3 separate regions of the Homo sapiens genome follow, and regions 1 and 2 are each linked to region 3. Evidence: read pairs that join two places in POLR2A ChIA-PET (ENCODE). Cell type or tissue: CD4-positive, alpha-beta T cell. All regions are shown on one strand. Links, peaks and the distances in the headings refer to the core of each region. The heading gives the core; the rest is flanking DNA.

The links. ChIA-PET counts read pairs that join two places held together with the same protein. Peaks named below come from ENCODE experiments on the same cell type or tissue, not always from the same donor. Only the 100,000 strongest peaks of a DNase experiment are listed, where the experiment ranks them.
Region 1: POLR2A ChIA-PET joins it to region 3 with 10 read pairs; 4 of 35 experiments call an interaction of 5 or more read pairs at or near these places.
Region 2: POLR2A ChIA-PET joins it to region 3 with 13 read pairs; 7 of 35 experiments call an interaction of 5 or more read pairs at or near these places.

Annotation. Positions count from the first base shown.
Region 1 is chr10:62,687,221-62,693,827 of GRCh38, forward strand. No RefSeq gene overlaps it. Among named protein-coding and RNA genes, the nearest start is that of ADO, 110 kb to the right of the region's middle. RefSeq lists an enhancer at 4,103-4,272. In CD4-positive, alpha-beta T cell, for the core only: no CTCF peak of the experiment used is centred there; DNase peaks (open chromatin) are centred at 331, 2,711 and 3,631; H3K4me3 peaks cover 913 bases; H3K27ac peaks cover 1,587 bases.
Region 2 is chr10:62,776,651-62,783,389 of GRCh38, forward strand. No RefSeq gene overlaps it. Among named protein-coding and RNA genes, the nearest start is that of ADO, 25 kb to the right of the region's middle. In CD4-positive, alpha-beta T cell, for the core only: no CTCF peak of the experiment used is centred there; a DNase peak (open chromatin) is centred at 2,991.
Region 3 is chr10:62,635,163-62,640,162 of GRCh38, forward strand. The region is part of intron 1 of LOC105378327 (a long non-coding RNA gene); the gene reads right to left. Among named protein-coding and RNA genes, the nearest start is that of ADO, 170 kb to the right of the region's middle. RefSeq lists enhancers at 2,120-2,209, 2,500-2,739, 2,750-2,979. In CD4-positive, alpha-beta T cell, for the core only: CTCF peaks have their summits at 1,838 (motif pointing right) and 2,053; DNase peaks (open chromatin) are centred at 1,849, 2,439 and 3,069; H3K4me3 peaks cover 1,324 bases; H3K27ac peaks cover 3,118 bases.

The DNA of each region.
Region 1 (6,607 bases), core at 1-5,000, 52 kb after region 3:
GCCTAATTCAAAGGAGAAGGAGAGAACTGAGTCCTCTTTTGGTGATTTAAAGACCTTTGAACTTGGGTACAGATACCATTTTAAAAGTTAGAAAATGCAAGAAAAGGAACCAGTTCAGGTACAGGAGAAAAACCATCTGTTGCTATAGTGTGTGAGGTTAAGGCTTCCACTGGCACAAGGCCTTGGATAGAAATGAATCCTTCTGTTTCCTCCTCTGTGAAATGGAGATATCTGGGTGTACTCCATAACTTCTACAGTTAGCCTTACTGATTTCTAAGTATGAGCTTCTCAGGGGCTAAAGTCTCTTTACTCATGATTCATGGTGATTTGGGGAGTGGATGTATGACTCACCCCTGTGTACTTATTTAGATACATTACTACTTACCCAGGCAGCCTTGAATAGACTTGCAAAGTCAAATATGGGCCCAATATTCTAATACCTGAAAAGAGAGATGGGTTTTGTCTGTTTTCTAAACATCAGTTCCTTTGGCATACAAAATTCCAATAGTAGTTATTGAAACCCTATAGTTTCTTGTCAACTTGGATGAAAATTATAGTACTTTATCAGTCAGGATACAGTCAGGAAAATAAACAATACTGGGTATTCTAACAGAGAAAATATAATATAGGGATTTGGTGAAATAGACAATGGAGGACTGAAAAAGCAAAATAAACACACTGAGCTAACACCAAGGTAGTAAGTTCAGGAAGTATCCACCACCACCCAGGAGAAGCAACAAGAAATTGGAGTTATCAGAACCTACAAGCTCAGTGGGGGGCCCTATGGAGCTGAGATGCCAGCCTCCATGGAAGCACTGCCCAGCTCATGCTGCTCTCTGAGGGCCCGCATTAAAGTTGGCTCTGCAAGTGCCAGAAGAAGGTGAACTGAACCTACTGCCACTGCTGGGGTGAAGGGCCATTGCTTGCAGAAGAAGAGCAAGTCCCCTGTCCCCTCTCCCTGTCCCCTCTTGTAATAACCTAACCTGAAGCCACTAACAAAGAAGAAATATAGTTTGCAGGCCAGGCACGGTGGCTCACACCTGTAATCCCAACACTTTTGGAGGCTGAGGGGACAAATCACAAGGTCAGGAGTTCAAGATCAGACTGGCCAACATAGTGAAACCCTGTCTCTACTAAAAATACAAAAAATTAGCCAGGCATGATGGCAGGTGCCTGTAGTCCCAGCTACTTGGGAGGCTGAGGCAGGAGAATCTCTTGAACCCAGGAAGCAGAGTTTGCAGTGAGCCACGATTGCACCATTGCACTCCAGCCCAGGTGACAGTGTGAGACTCTGTCTCAAAAAAATATATATATATAGTTTGCAGAGTCCCAGGATCACACAACAAAGAAAGCAGAGAAGGGTGGATTTGGAGCTGGAAACCAATAACTTAGTAACTGACATGAGGACTTTTACATAGCACATGACTTGAGAAATATCAGATTGCTAGGTTATTTTCTGAACAAGACACCACAAAATATAAAAACTCTTTCAGATAATGGAGTACAGACTAGAAATATTAAACTACTCTCCCATAAGCCTCAAAAGAAAAAAAGCAAATGGATACTTTGTGGTGTGAAAGTGCTTATGGTAATGTATAGAGATCAAGGTGGACATACCCTGACATGACCTGCCCCCTCAGAGATTTATACCCTCATCTAATCCCACCCCCTTGAGTGTAGCCAAGACCTGAGAATTGCTTTTAACCAATAGAATATGGCAAAGATAATGGGATATTGCTCCCTTGATTATGTTATAAAATTCAGTCTTAGCCAGCTGGAGTGAGAAAGAGTCTCCCGCCAGGCTTGAAGAAGCAAATATCCATGCTGGACTGGCCAGTGGCCTCTAGGACCTGAGAGTGGTTTCCAGCCAACTGCCAGTAAGAGGCAGGGGGCCTTGGTCATACAGCCTCAGGGAAATGAATTCTTCCAACAGTTTGAATGAGCTCAGAAGCAGATCCTCCCCTAGAGCCTCCAGATAAGATCACAGCCCAGGCCAACACCTGATGGCAGCCTCCTGAGCAAACTCTCAGCAAAAGGCCCAGCTAGCCTGTGCATAGACTCCTGACCCAGTGAAACTGTGGGATGGTAAACCAACATAGGAATAATGCTTATTTCTCTATTTTCCATCTATAGTCAACATTGACTTCTTATTGAGCATCTACCATGGGCTAGATACTTCTAGTCTTCAAGAAGCCAGTTTAGTAGGAAAAACAAACAAGTAACCAGAGCACTCCAGCCTAGTGTGATGTGTTCAGGATGTAGGTGAGCCCGGGGGACTGCAGGAGCCTGGAGGAGGGCAGCCTGGCCAGAGCAGGGGCCTGGGGGAGCCTTCAAAGGAGGAGGTCTTAGTTAAAGGAAGATTAACTAGTTAACTAGGGAAGGGGGCTTTAGGCAGAGGTCCAGATAATTAGATTGTTCTTGATTGCTGATCATTTTTCTCCAACTTCAGTATATGTAACAGAAATCAGAAAGAAAGAATTCAATACAAGTTCTTCCTTAAATTGTTTTTCTTCCATCAGATTTACACTCATATTACAGTATTCAATTGAAAATCCAAAATCCAGAAGAGCCTAAAAAAATGTGTGCTTGAGCTTAGATGTGTCTCCTGATAGAGATTAGATTAGTGATTGTTTGTCTTAATAAACGGCACTTCCTCTTGAAACTGTGCCCAAAACAACCTTAAAAAGTTCCGATTTCATGAAACGTGTCACTTCCTCTCCACTCACAGCCCCCATTTTCCTTCCTTCCCCTGGGTCTCACTTTTTTTTTTTTTTAATGTAATGCTTTCGTGTTTGTAATAATACCCCTCCTTGGCAGGCTATATGATATAACTCCCATTTTTCTGGGGAGAGTTTTGTGATGCAGCGAGTTTTGATCTCAGCCAAGGTCACAGAGAGGGTCAGAAACAACAGAGCCGAGATTCGATCCCTCACCCCAGGAGCCTCAGGAGGGGCCCCACAGCCGTTTTCTTGTCATCATCTGAACTTGGAACAGCCTCCCACCCACATCCAGCCTTCCCCGGCACCTCCTTCCCTTCCCATCGCTTCACAGAGCAGTTATTCAGGGTCTGCATGTATGAGCAGCTCAGCCATGTTGCATGACCTACTTTGGCATTTTCACACTGCTTGGAGAAACTTTAGGGCAAAACCATGATAGTGGAGAGAAGCCTCCCTCCCAGCCACACCTGGCTCAGTTTGGACCTGCTTGCCCTGAACAAAGGAACAGAGGACAGAGTGGATGAAAAGACAAAGGGGAGGAGTGAGGTGATCACAGCTGGCCTTCAGCAATGCCAAAGTGACCGGTGCAGGAAATCCTTGAATGTTTGGGCAGGGACATAAGGCACCTGTCTATTTCACATCTGCTAATCAATTCCTTATCAAGTCATCATGGAGCCTGTTTGGGGAAGAACCCTGTCTTCTGTGAGTTTTCTAAAGCACCCTGTCCTCTTCCCACAAGGGCAATATAATTAGTAACATCAAACACTGCAGGCTACCATCTCCTGTAAGGTGGGCTATGAACTTTTCAGAGGGCGTGAAGAGCTACCACTCCTATTTCAAATAAAGCTAATGCCAAAGAACCCACATTTAAAGCTCGAAAACAGCAGCTACGTACCCACCACCACCCACAGATCTAGTGATAGAGATTTTTTTTCTGGCTTGGCCTATTATTTATTTAGAATCAGAACTGATTTCTATCTGGATGATGTAGTCATTTAGGTTGACATCTGAAAGCATCCAACAATAGAGTCCCCTCCCTCTTAAGAAGAACCAGTGAGGTACTACAACAGTGACCTCTGTGGCTGAGGGTGGGATTGTGCCAAATCCAGGAAGGCTCATGCATTGACCATTAATCACCTACCTCCCCCAACCTTGCTGAGATCTTGCTCAGACCAGGAATCCCTAAATTGGAGGTTCCAAAACAGGGGCAGAAACAAAAGTGCTGGTTCCTTCCCAGGCAGCGAGGGCTCATTTCTGTTGGAGCCCTGGGCCTGGACACTCCTCCAGCCATTGGTATTGTCTTTGAAGCCAACTTTATGATTTCACACTTGGTCTGGTTTACCTTTTAATGTCCTAAGTGGAAATCTTGGGAAGAGTGATTGGAGGAGTACATGGGTAGAGGAAGAAGAAAATTGAAACTCTCTTTAAAAAAATACAATTGAATTAAGAATTTAGTATTACATTTTAACATAACAAGCACTAAGAGAAAAGTTTCCTTAAAGAATAGACTTTTGCTGTATGTCAATTAGTGCGCCCGTTCTTGTAGGTTTTCTCTGCTGCCTCAGAGCCAAATCTTCAGCCTCCCACACAGATCTGTGAAATCAATTGTCTTCCCCAAACATGTGGTAACCACAGAGAAGTAAAATTAATAAAACTGCTCCAAAAGATGATTTCTAAAGATGACATTCCTACTTTCGCTTTAAGCTTTCTTTCCTGAGGCCAAGTAGGGGCCTGAAGTGGGAACAGGAGGGGTTTGGTGAGAATTTGGGACCCGTTTTTTTAATATTTAAGTTTTAGAGTTTCAGTTTCACTTAGTTGTTTCGGGAGGGAAGGAGAGCAGGGAGAAGTTAAAGGTGTAAGGAGGAGGCCAAAAAAAAAAAAAAAAAGGTAAAGAAAAGCCAATCAAGTTAGGACTGTCACACCTGACAAACATGCATGTCATCCCAAGGCGGTCTGGGATCCACTCAACAACCCCACACACGCCTTCATTTGGTTGCCCGCCTCCCCCACCTGGGTTGAAGGCTACCACTGACGGTGGCATGTCTGACATACCGAACCTGCCACCCAGTGATGTTCCTCAGGAGCAGGCCCCACTCAGCCCAGCCCTGACAATGGTAGCTTAAGACAGGCAGAGGCCATCAGTCTCCATTACGAAGACAAGGTTTTCCTCCCATATTATCCTGTCTGTCATGTCCTCCTTAGACTCCAAAGGCACGGCTGTCTCATACATCATCATCATTTTCTCTCCACAAAGATGGAGAGCCCCAGGGAGGGGTCCTTTTTCTCAGCGTCCTGCCATGGATGGCCAAGGGCCTTCCCTCAGTGACAGAAGCAATGCTGAGCTGCCAGGGGAGACATTTGCATCCCTATTAGGCCCGGGGCTTTGAAGGTGGGGGAGGAGGGACCTGCCAGCCAGTTTGTAAATCAGAAGCTTAAACAAACTTCCACAGTCTCTGGAGGCCTGGAGAGCACTCCTGTGATACCAAGAGTGGAAGGAGAGGGAAAAAACAAAACAAAACAAAACAAAAACCTCAAACGTAGAGCTCCGGAACATACATGCGCTTAGTTTTGGCAGAGAAAAAGATACACTTAGTCTTGGCAGATACACAATCTTGTCACTGAAAATTGGAATATTGTTAATAGCAGTTATATTAAATTAAGCATTGGGTGCATAATTTTACTGAATTCTCACAACAGTATTGTTTTACATTTATAGGACATGTTTCAGGAGACAAAATTAAGGCTCACATGACTAGCCAGAATTAGAAGAAACCTATTTGTCTGACTCTAGGCTGGGCACAGTGGCTCATGCCTGTAATCCCAGCACTTTGGGAGGCTGAGGTGGGCGGATCACTTGAGGTCAGGAGTTTGAGACCAGCCTGGCCAACATCTCTACTAAAAATACAAAAACAAAACAAAAAAAAATTATCCAGGCCTGATAGTGTACCCTTGTAGTCCCAGCTACTCAGGAGGCTGAGGTGGGAGAATTGTTTGAATCCAGGGGGCAGAGGTTGCAGAGATTGTGCCACTGCACTCTAGCCTGGGTGACAAAGCAAGAAGAAAGAAAACAAGAAAGAAAGAAAGAAAGAAAGAAAGAAAGAAAGAAAGAAAGAAAGAAAGAAAGAAAGAAAGAAAGAAAGAAAGAAGGAAGGAAGGAAGGAAGGAAGGAAGGAAGGAAGGAAGAAAGAAAGAAAGAAAAGAAAGAAAGAAAGAGAGAAGGAGGGAGGGAGGGAGGGAAAGAAGGAAGGAAGGAAGGAAGGAAGGAAGGAAGGAAGGAAGGAAGGAAGGAAGGGAAGGAAGGAAAGAAAGAAACCTATTTGTCTGACTCTAGATCTTTATGCTGACTACCGAAATGTGTTAGTTGGTCAGATATAGAATACCCTAGAACTTTTGCATGTGTCCTAAGTGATCATGTTAATAGTTACTACTCATAAAGACCTTCTATATGTCGGGCCCTGTTCTAAACACTTTGCATCAATATTCTCTTTTAATCTGCACAGGGAATAGCATGCTGAGAGACAGGGGTTATTGTGATCATTATCTACATTTTACAGCTGGGGAGACTGAGGTTTAGAGAAATTAAGTAACTCACCAGGTCCTCACTAGCAGTTGGTGGAGTTAGGATTCAGACTCAGGAACTCCACCGACCACAAATAGCCAATATAATCACTGATTTGCTTGAGAAAGTCTATAGTAATCCCAGGAGAAAGGGCCCATCATGCAGTGAAGGAATGCAGTTTTCAACATTGGGTTCCTCACTGATGTTAATTTGGATGAAAGCAGCTGAAAATGAACCTCATGGGACTTCTCAAAGGAGCAAACTTGTCACCAAATCAGGGTGAGGAAGACCCAGGTCTTCCCTTGGGTTCGAGAGGGGAAGCTGATTAGCT
Region 2 (6,739 bases), core at 987-5,986, 140 kb after region 3:
AAGTGATCTAACTGTCTCAGCCTCCCAAAGTGCTGGGATTACAGGCGTGAGCCACTATGCCCGGCTAGTATTCCATGGACTTCTGAAACTAGTGATTTCTTATATTCACGTTTTAAAACTGTTTGTCTTAAACCAAAAACTTTGGACACTGAGTTTGTCAAAGATACTTAGAATCGAATAAGTAGGTTTTGAATATACAAAAATATATCCAGATATAGAGGTATTATAAATGGAAAGATAGTATTTGGTTCTATTAAGTGGTTTATCATAAATTATCTTTTCATAGAAAAGACTTAAATTGTGGACAGGCCAGGTTACCAAGAGAGCTGATTAGGTCCCATCTGTTCAGTGCCACCTTCAGATCCACAGGGTGGCTGAAGTCAGAGCCAATATAAATATAAAACAGAGGGAAAAAAAAAAAAAACTTGACTGGCTTCTAGTTAACAATGTTTTAACAACTGCTTTTTTCCTGAACAAATTAAAAAAAAAAAAAGTTCAGGTATTGTAGGTCAAGATGCTCTGGGAGGTTGATCGCAAAACACCACAGCTGGTCTTTACACAAATAGAACAAGACTTTTCCACCTAGAAAGGGGTCTAGGTAATACTTGGGGAAAGTATACATTTCCCCTAAGGATGCTGCTATTGCTTAAAACACTTGGAGAACTTCTCCTTCATAATTTCCTTTCAGAGCCTTAAGCACATTCTTTAGAATATTCTCAGTGGTGATGTACCTTTATAATTTAAATTTTTATTTCATTTAGGGGATGGGTGGGAAGATTTTAAAGGAAATGATGGGGAGATTTAAGTAGCCAACAATCTTTTGAAGGAAAACCCAATGAATAAAGTTGGTCAGTAAAAAAGGTTAGTGCTTTTTCACATCCATCTTATTCACCAAAAAGAACAGTTTTCAAATGGGAAAAGAAAGGCAGCTATCATTAAGAAGGCACTAAAATTTAAGACAGATTTTTTAATAATTGCTAATTTAAATGAGAAGAATTGCATCCCATGTGCCTCCCTGCAAAAGACAATGAAAACAAAAATGTTTCAGATGTAATCAGAGAACCATAGTCAGTGACATTTTAAAAATCAGGGAGAAAGACTAAGGATAGATCAAAGCCCCTAAGACTAAGATATAATCCTAAGACTAAGGATATTTCAGAGAGAAGGAACAGATTGGGAGAGGAAAAAATGGAATCCAGAAATTTCATGTTGTTTCTAGAAAAATTCTATGATAGGGTGTTAAAATATGACTCCAAATTATAGAATGCTAGATATAATTGAGTTCATAGTTTTCCAGATTTTTTTTTTAAATGGTGGGTAAAACAGACAAATTGACTTGCCTGAAGTGATAAAACTAAGCATCACAGGGAAATCCAAATAATCACCCAAGTTTACATCCTGATGCCTTCTTACAACACTTAAAAAATAAAATAATGATCACTAGAAAGAAGTGGGTTCAGAAAGAGACCAACAGAATCCACAAAGTCACAGCAAAGTCATCTTTAATAAGTGATTAAATAGGGAAACACCATAGAGTCAGTGTATCAGCATTCTAGCAAAGCATTTCATTCAGCATTGGGTGATATCCTTGCAGACAAGATGGGAAAATGCCACCAGGTGCTAGTAACAGCCAGGAGGATTTAGAATAGTTGGGTGGTTTAACAGTCATAGCAAACTTGTGGGTAGAGGCCACCTTCTGTGTGCAGCAAGGCTCTCATTGAAACATCTGTATTATGACTTTGGGGTAGAGATGGCAAGTATGTTTATCAAATCTATGTTATAATACTAAAAGAAAATTTGAAAAATTGACGTAGAATTCAACCACCACCATTATAAATTGTATATATACGCATATATATACACATACACATATGTAAACACATATATGTATAGATACATATACACACTCATATATGTATATGTGTATATAGGATGGAGGAAGCTGGCTTATAATGGTTCACATTAAAACAAATTTAAAAATAAACAACAGCAAATAATTCTTACTTGACCACAAATTCAATAGAAGCCACCAGGGCAGTATGGATACCAAAAAAAGCAAACAGTCTTAATCCGTATGAACAGATAGTGTCATTGTCCCCCCCACACTTTGGTGTAGGGGCTTCAGTGACTCCATCCAGAGGATTATGTTTCATTCCCAGCCCTAGGTTTCATGAAGAACCTCCACAAACTAAGTCAGCCCAGACAAGGGTGACCAGAACAATGAAAGCCAGAAACTTGAGAAGGGGAGAATCTGATATGCTTAGCTTGAGAAGAGAAAGCCTAGATGTTATAGGATGGTTGGTTGTCTTCAAATATTTGGAACAAGTCATGAGAAAGGGAGGGAAGGCATGTTGTATGTAAAAGGAAAGAACTCTGGCTGCATAATAGAAGAAGCCAGATTCATCTTCACATCAAGAACTTTCTTACCAGCCTTCCTGGCCAGCAAAAGGATGGATGGCTGCCTCGCCATGTGTGGTCAACAATGGGTGCTTCAGCACCACAAGGGCTCGAGGGAAGTTGGGTGACTATCGGTCAGGGAACCCCTGGGAGACATTCCTGCAGCTGGAATTAGAGGATAGATCAGATGCTTTCCAAGAGCCTTTTCCAAAGTTAGAGTTGGGTTTTGTTTCCAAGAGTTGTGACCATGAGGTTTTGAGAATGATTTTCTCTCACAGCTCATCTAGCATCTCTTTGGGTCATTTTCAAAATAGGCTAATCTTCTTCTTAAGATTTTTATTCATGAAATTCTCTTCCACAAATTAGAACTAACATCCTTTCCCATTTCCACAATGCCTCCTCCACTAATCCCATTAGCCTCTTTCTAGGATATAGAGATAACTGTAAACTTGGCCAGAGAGCCAGCTTCAGGTGTTATCTTCCTATATTTGTCTCCTTCCTGTTATTGTCTGTTTGTGGCTCTTTTAGATTCTGAATCTCCTTAATAAGCTGCTGGGTCTAAAATTGGCCCTTTGCCCAGAGTGGGGTTTCCCCAGCCTAGAGGTATGAAAAGACACTTCACACTCTGTGGCACGGGGGAAGTCCCAAGGCCCCCACAGAGCTAAACTATTTTATTTTAAATATTAAATAGAAAAGGAGCTTGATTAGTGGGTGTAGAAAAGAGGGGAATTTTCAGTTGTGAAATAGTGACTAGATTTTCAGTTGTGAAACAGTGACTATTTTAACAATAAAAGATCATGTCTCATCCTTGACTCACACATATACATCTGTTTGATCAATTTGCTCTTTTACCAACTCTCCAATATTCTACTAGCACCATCAGAATAAGCTGTTCAGCCTGTGCAACACAGAGAGACCTCATCTCCACAAAAACAAAAACAAAAACAAAAAACAACAAAAAAAAATTCGCCAGGTATGGTGGTGTGTGCCTGTAATCCCAGACACTCAGGAGGCTGAGGTGGGAGGATGGCTTGAGCCCAGGAGGTTGAGGGTGCAGTGAGCTATGATCGTGCCACTGCACTCCAGCCAGGGCTACATAGCGAGACTCCATCGTTAAAAAAAATAAAATTAAACAAATAAATAAATAAATAAATAAATAAGTAAAAGAAGCTGATCCAGAGGTACCAGAGTTACAACTAGATAACACGTTATCATCTGAACCAAACAGAAAATTTATGTTTACTTTTTGAAAATATTGAGAAAATCTCATTTGTAGTCAATGTCCAAGTGTTTCCCACATACCAAAGGCCTTAGACAAAGTTTTGTATAACTTTCATCCATTAACAACTCACTGGAAAATGCCAGCGAATTTGGGAGTAAATTCATTCACCTTCTATGGGTTAAAAATGGGACTCCTCAAGTCATCTGGACCCTTTAAAAAAATCTTCATAGCCTCCTTTAACAGACCAGTGGAGGAGAAAAAGCTGGGAGAGAGTCTATGTCTACTCAAGGCTATCACTACTGAGTCCAAGTGCATGGTAAAGATGAAAGAGAAACAGCTTGCATGGGTCTACTCATCCTATTAACCCACTGGGACAAAGATCTAGAGGCAGGTCACAGTGCTTAAAGACTAACAAAGGAAAGTTAAAGGAATTGGCAATGAGGAGATGGAGGAAGCAGGAGGTGGAAGACGTTCACTCTAAGCATCTGGATCCATAACTGGGCACTGAACTTTAAATTCCAAGCAAGGAGAAAGGAATGGGGTCCATACAGGTTAACCCTCAAAGGGCCCATAGCTTCCTCTTTGCTGTCCCATCCCCAGATTTGGAGCACGTGTGTAAATTGAGCCTACTGATATAACAATCTTGTCTGTCAGGGACCTCTCTGGTTCTTCCTATGTTATACCAGCAAGAAGGGATGGAGGGTTCTTTGAGGATGATCCACTGAGATGCTAATCCACAAAATAATAACCCCAGGAGATGGGTTAACAAAGAACAGAAGGTGTGAATCATCAATAAAAGTAAAAATTTATATTTAGTATACATTAAGAAGTATACCCCAAAACTAGTTTTTTTTAAGCTGCCAAGATTATTCCTGCCTGAGAACATCTGCCAGGAAAGTTCTACTCAGATCTTACCGTGGCCAACTCCTTGTTGCCCTTCAGGTTCCACTCAAGTGCTACAATCACAGAGAGGATTTCTTTGGTGTTCCAGACTAAAGCAGCCACCCAGTGGCTACTCTACTGTCCAGTTTATCGTTGTGTCACTCTTATTTTCCTCTCAGTACTTAGGGCTTTTTGCAAGATAATTATCTTCTTCCCTTGTTTCTTTTCTATTGTCTGCCCCTCCTTCTGGAATATGAACTCCATGCAGACAGGAATCTTGCTTGTCTTTTCACTGCTATATTCCTCACCCATAGGTACCATGGAATGCATGGAATGAGTGTTTAATACACATTTGTTGAATGAATGAATGACCAAATCAATGCTGGTAAGTTCTCAGTTCCTAATAATTCAGAACTAAGCAATTTTCTGGTTTTTAATTGAATATCTAACAGATTTTCTTGCGGGGAGAACTTCATTCCCCAATAATACCAGACAAATGGAGCATGTAAATAGGAAACCATATTGTCATTGAGATTTAAGCAATTTTACAAACAAAATTTCTTTCTAAGCACACGCTATTAGAGAAGACAGACTATGAATCACAATTGTAAAATAAAACTATCTATCACTTACTGTTTCTGACCCCTATACCACTACTCATCTTTCTCCTGACACCTAGGAAGCTGTTGTATGCAAAGGCCACCTCTTTATTTCACTGAGCATCTTTTTCACTTAGCTTCATTGTGTGAAATTATTTCTCTTTTATTCCTGCCCCAGAAATCTAAACAGAGTCCCAATCTTATATCCAGGAACAGCAGAAGACTGGTGCGATATAAAAGTATTACTCTCACTGGTGGCTGGCAAGATGGCCGAATAGGAACAGTTCTGGTCTGCAGCTTCCAGCGAGATCAACACAGAAGGTGAGTGATTTCTGCATTTCCAACTGAGGTACCCAGCTCATCTCATTGGGACTGGTTAGACAGTGAGTGCAGCCCACAGAGGGCAAGCCAAAGCAGGGTGGAATTTTGCCTTACCTAGGAAGTGCAAGGGGTTTGGGAACTCCCTCCCCTAGCCAAGGGAAGCTGTGAGGGACTGTGTCATGAGGAATGGTAGTCTGGCCCACATACTATGCTTTTCCCATGGTCTTTGCAACCTGTAGACCAGGAGATTCCCTCAGGTGCCTACACCACCAGGGCCCTGGGTTGCAAGCACAAAGCTGGGCAGCAGTTTGGGCAGACACCGAGCTAGCTGCAGGAGTTTTTTTTTTTTCATACTCCAGTGGCACCTGGAACACCAGTGAGACAGATCCGTTCATTCCCCTGGAAAGGGGGCTGAAGCCAGGGAGCCAAGTGGTCTAGTTCCGTGGATCCCACCTCCACAGAGCCCAGCAAGCTAAGATCCATTGGCTTGAAATTCTCACTGCCAGTACAGCAGTCTGAAGTTAACCTGGGATGCTCCAGCTTGGAGGGGGTAGGGTCATTCGCCATTACTGAGGGTTGAATAGGTGGTTTTCTCCCATAGTGTAAACAAAGCCCCTGGGAAGTTTGAACTGGGCGGAGCCCACCGCAGCTCAGCAAACCACTGTAGCCAGACTGCCTCTCTAGATTCCTCCTCTCTGGGCAGGGCATCTCTGAAAGAAAGGCAGCAGCCCCAGTCAGGAGCTTATAGATAAAACTCCCATCTCCCTGGGACAGAGCACCTACGGGAAGGGGTGGCTGTCGGTGCAGCTTCAGCAGACTTAAACGTTCCTGCCTGCTGGCTCTGAAGAGAGCAGTCAATCTCTCAGCACAGAGCTCCAGCTCTGCTAAGAGACAGAGTACCTCCTCAAGTGGATCCCTGACCCCCATGCCTCCTGACTGGGAGATACCTCCTAGCAGGGGTCAACAGACACCTCATACAGGAGAGCTCTGGCTGGCATCCGGCAGGTGCCCCTCTGGGACGAAGATTCCAGAGGAAGGAACAGGCAGCAATCTTTGCTGTTCTGCAGCCTCCGCTGGTAATACCCAGGCAAACAGGGTCTGGAGTGGACCTCCAGCAAACTCCAGCAAACCTGCAGGGAAGGGGTCTGACTATTAGAAGGAAAACCAACAAACAGAAAGGAATAGCATCAACATCAACAAAAAGGATGTCCACACAAATGCCCCATCTGAAGGTCACCAACATCAAAGACCAAAGGTAGACAAACCCACGAAGATCAGGAAAAACCAGCGCAAAAAGGCTGAAAATTTCAAAAACCAG
Region 3 (5,000 bases), core at 1-5,000:
ACAAGGGGCAAAGATAGATCCTGAACTCTATTAAAAACTCAATGAGGAAACACAAGTTCTATTACTACAGCTACTCCCTATCTACCCACTAGGTCATTCTGGCTTCTGCTGGTGTGAGTGGGAGTATGCTATTTATTCACCTAATGACTCCTTCCAAGTTAGAGAAGTTGGAAACCCTGACAACTGTTCCAACCATTAATTCTCTCATTTCACCACCTCTGCACACAGGAAGGTGTGTCTCCTGTATTACTGTCACATCTGCATTTTGACTTTTCAATCGTCTGAGGCTTCCAGCTCTTTGGAATCAGTGATTACAGCTTTGTGATTATACAATTAGAAGAGGCTAGGTTGAGGATACGCTGTTCAAAACAATAACGTGGCTGCCTCACATAGCGTGGTGGACACCTGGCACCACCACCTCCCAGGACACATGCTCACCACCCTGGGTCTCTGTGCTTGTTTCCCCTGACATGGCCAAGACTCTACCCCCATTTCCATTTTGACAGCTTTCTTGTCTAAGTTCTTCTTTAAAGGTTTATTAGGGTATCATGACATTGTTGATTGCTGTTTAGCATTGATTATTAGTATTAGCCCTGCTTATTGAAAAACTTTGAGAGAGTCTTATATTTCTAAGATTTCATCTAGACCTCAAATGCCCTTACGGTGTAAGCCCAGCTACAGCAGAGGTAGAATCTGAGCAGGGAGGGGAGAGTGGCTGCAAAATCTTGGAGGAAAATGAAAGGACAGAATACAATAAAAGAATACTCAAGACTGTAATGCCAAAGCCCTCAGCCCAGGGCCTGCAACACAGTGAGAAGTTCTCAGTAGTCAAAATCCACCTTTCTTGTCCTATGACACTACCCTGCCTTGTTTGGTTGTGAAATAACTTTCAGACAAAATCAGTAGTTCTAAATATTTTGGTGAAGCTCTTTCCTCCTTCTCCTGGGCAAGCCTTCCGCGTGCATTGCCTCCACTCACTCACCTCCCATTTCCACCTATGCTAATTTCACCTCCACACCCAGGGCCACACTGTGGCTTCACTGCATCAAGATCACCAAGTGCTCTATCCAGTGCATGCTTTTAGTCTTCGTCTCACTGGCCTCCCTGAAGCGTGTGACACTGTGGACCAGTCTTATCCTCTTGAAACCCTCTCTCCTGCCTTCCTTGACACAAATTTCTCCTCTTCTCCTTGGCAGTTGCCCTTTCTGGCTCTTCCATCTTTGCCCACAACTTTGAGTTGACGAATTGAGGGACTGTCCTTGACCTTCTGCCCTTCCCACAGGACAGGGCCTCCCCTGCCATGCTTTCAACAGCCACCTGCTCACCAATGGCTCTCATGTTTTTCTCCTCATCCCTGACCTATCTTTTGTGCGTCAAACCCACATAAGCAACTGCACATTGGGCCTCTCCACTTCGGTGTCCCACAAGCATCTCAAATTCAACATGCACAACACAGAATTAGTTGTCTTACACCCCTTTCGTTCCATGTCTTCTATAGTCACTCAAACCAGAATCCTGGGTGGCATCTTACATGTCTCGTTTTCCTTTAACTCTCAACCCTCTCCCTCTACTACCCAATCACCAAATCTTGGTAATTCTCTCCTTCTCTAATCCTTCCACTCTTCCACTCCCTTATTTGCAAACTTCACATCTTTCTTGAATTATTTTAACAGCCTCCCAACTACTTTTCTTGCCTTCTGTCTCAACCAGGCTTATTCTCCCCACAGATACTCAAGCGACCTTTTTAAAATGAAAGTCTAATAAGCCTCTGCCTTACTTAAAGTCTAGCCAGTAGCTTCCCATTGCCTATGTGGTAGAATAAAAACCCCATTGTAGGGCCTGCAGGGGGCTCTGTGATCTGCCTCCTATATTTCATCTCTGCTCTTCCCCCTTCCTTCTCTCCAACTTATACTCTGGCCATCAGAGTTCTAGAAGTTCCCCCAGAGCATCATGCTTTTCAATGTATTTGCAAAGGCAAAAAAAAAAAAATACACTTGCGTTTCATTCCCACCTAGACAGCGCCTACTTCTTCATGAAGGCCTAGTCCAAGCATTCTCTCTTTAGTCTTCTATAACTTTCCCCATCCCCCCAACTCCTCTCCCCTCCTTAGAGAACTGCCCACTTTCTCCGATCTGCCACAGTGTATATATCTTCGGAAGGCATCTACCACACTTATTTACATGTCTGTCTCTCTGCTAGACTGAAAACTCCTTCAGGGTGGGGATGATCTCTTAATAGTCTTTACTCTCACCCCTGTGCACAGATCCTGCCATAAAACAGTTAGAGAACATAGCACCCCACTCTCCATCAAATCAACCAGAACTGAAAGCTCAGGAAGCTGCGTTTGACGGCTTCACTTTTAGTTTCAGTTGCTCAGTCTGGGCAGCTCAGAGCAGCTTCCTGAGCCTCCACCAGTTCAGAAAGCATCCAATCTGCAGTGAAGTGTGCACTGTCATTTGTTGAGCAGGAGCTCACAGTGATCCTGCTGATAGGGAGGCCTTTGCCGCCTTTCGCCCAAACCCCATGCCCTCTGGACTATGCATCTTAAAGGTCATGGTCATGGGCGGTCCTTATCAATCAAAGCATCAGGCGGAGAAAAAAACCCCATTCTGGGATATGGTGAGACATGTCGGTTTCAAAACATTGCAGATTGTTAAATGAGTAATGTTAATGTGATCTCAGAATAGTAAATACAACCCCACAAGGAAAAGATATTAGCTGCATTATCTGGAAGGAAAACAAGAAAGGAAAGCAACATTTGGCTGCAAAAACTATGAAAGAGATGTCTGTATGGTGATTCAAGTTCTACTAGGGCAGGTAAATTGCATTTTTCTGATTGTCTGCCCACTCTCCTCCCCCCACCCCATGTGGGGACATGCACTCCCTCATTAAATCTCTTCTCTGGGGTAGGGTATGGGACTTGGGGGAAGTGAAGGGAAGCGGGGAGCATACACATAGAGGAAGAAAACAAAGGCCTTCATTTTCTAAAAATATCACTCACTATGATTGAGAAAGAGTTTCTCAAGAAATGCGAATGTCCTGCACAGGAAGTAACACTTCATCACACGGCTAATAATCAGCCACGTGCTTGTCAGGGTTAGGTTTTTCCCTTCTGTGGTGAAAAGGTGGCTCCAGGCAAGCCTGGATATCTTTCCCGCCAGCCTGATAGTTATTTAAACACATTCAGCTCTTATCTTCCAAAATGTGTGAGTGTGCTACTCCCATTACATCAAATTCATGTGGAAGACTCTCAGTGGCGGGGGATGGGGGAGTCTGCAATTTTAAAGGGTTTATGTGGGGCCAGACTACCGTTCCCCCACCCCAAATTGTCTTTTCCACACTGAAGCAGCTTGCAGGGGCCTGAATATTTATCCAGTTAAACAAAATGTACTTTCCTTCCACCCTCTAGCTCAGCAGATTTTGCCCCTTCTCTCTCTGAGGCCTGGTTCTTCCCCAGAATCCAGCATCATTAAGGTCCCTTATCCTTAAAGAAAAGAGTTAGGTCAGCGAATTCACTCCAAGATATTGGCAACTCACTATGTCCGCTAATTACATTTAAAGGAGAGAGAAGTACTTTACCCAAAGTAATGACTCTCTGATGGTGAAGTTTCTGGTCTTACCACGGGAGCCGGTGAGACTTTCCAGTGCCTCTCAAGTCTTACTACATTGGTGACCATCGATGATGTCTGACCCTCATGCCAGGGTCATAGCTCATTCCCTGATAAGGGTCTGGTTGCTTTCATCAGGATTATCAAGTTGCTTTTATGCAGTGCATTTTTTGTACAGCTTTTTTTCAGAAGCACTTGGTAGATAAATTAAATCCCAAGGGTCCTTGCCCCTTGCCCAAAGATCCTTAGCATACGCCTCTCCATCCAGAACTCCTTTGACAGAGAGGATCCAGGTTGAGGAGGGGTGAGGAGGTTTCCACCATGTGAGCTCTTAGGTGTGCCAGTCTTGAAGACTTAAATCATATGGTAATCCTACAACAGATACATGAAGCTCCTCATTCATTAATTTATTCGAGTATCACTTATTAAGCTTCCACTCTGTGCCAGCCATTGCTCCAGAGAGTCACCAAAGAACCAGACTGACAAAGTTTCTGCTCTGATGGAGCTGAAAGCTGGAAATTGGTTTAAACTATTTCTGTCTGTCTCCAGAAAGCAGAACTGGGACAAATGGGTAGGAGCCCCAGGGAAGCAGATTTCTGCTCTATACAATATATTATTACAACCAAATATGGAATGGTAATGAGCTCCCTGTCACTGGAGGGATCTGAGAAGAAGCTGCATGATGACTTCATGCATGGAGCTGGGCTGGATCTATTGTCTTTAACCATTTCTTCTAGCAGCAGGAATCTTTTCTTAAACAAAACCTTACCGGAAGTCCCAATACATAAAACAGAGTGCTGAAGTGATATGTACAGATCTGGCGTCACCCCCAACCTACTCACAGCCCCCCATCACCCCCTGCAACATATTCCTCTGTTCACCAAACCTTGGATATCCACAAACAACTGGATGCGATGATCATGAAGCTCCCAGCCTCCCCCACTGTCATGGGCATCTGTGAGTCTAAGTAGGATGGTGGATGATTTCTCACCACCATCTTCCCCTCTCTCTCTCTCTCTCTCTCCATTTCCACCTTTTCCTAGGAGAGAGTCTGATGAAGCCAGTAAAAAGGGTCAAAGGCTCTGGGAGCATAGTGGGACAATGAATGCTGTCTGAGAATGTCAATATGACCAAAGACATTGTTCCACTTGGGTGGACCTGAAAATCATAATGGGGCTCCAAAAAGAGCCCATTGCCTGGGATCCTGAACCGTAAGTTAAAGTTAAAGGTCGGGTCTGGCACGGTGGCTCACGCCTGTAATCCTAGCACTTTGGGAGGCCGAGGCAGGTGGATCTTGAGGTCAGGAGTTTGAGATCAGCCTGGCCAATATGGTGAAACCCCATCTCTACTAAAAAATACAAAAATTAGCTGGGCGTGGTGCAGTGCACCTGT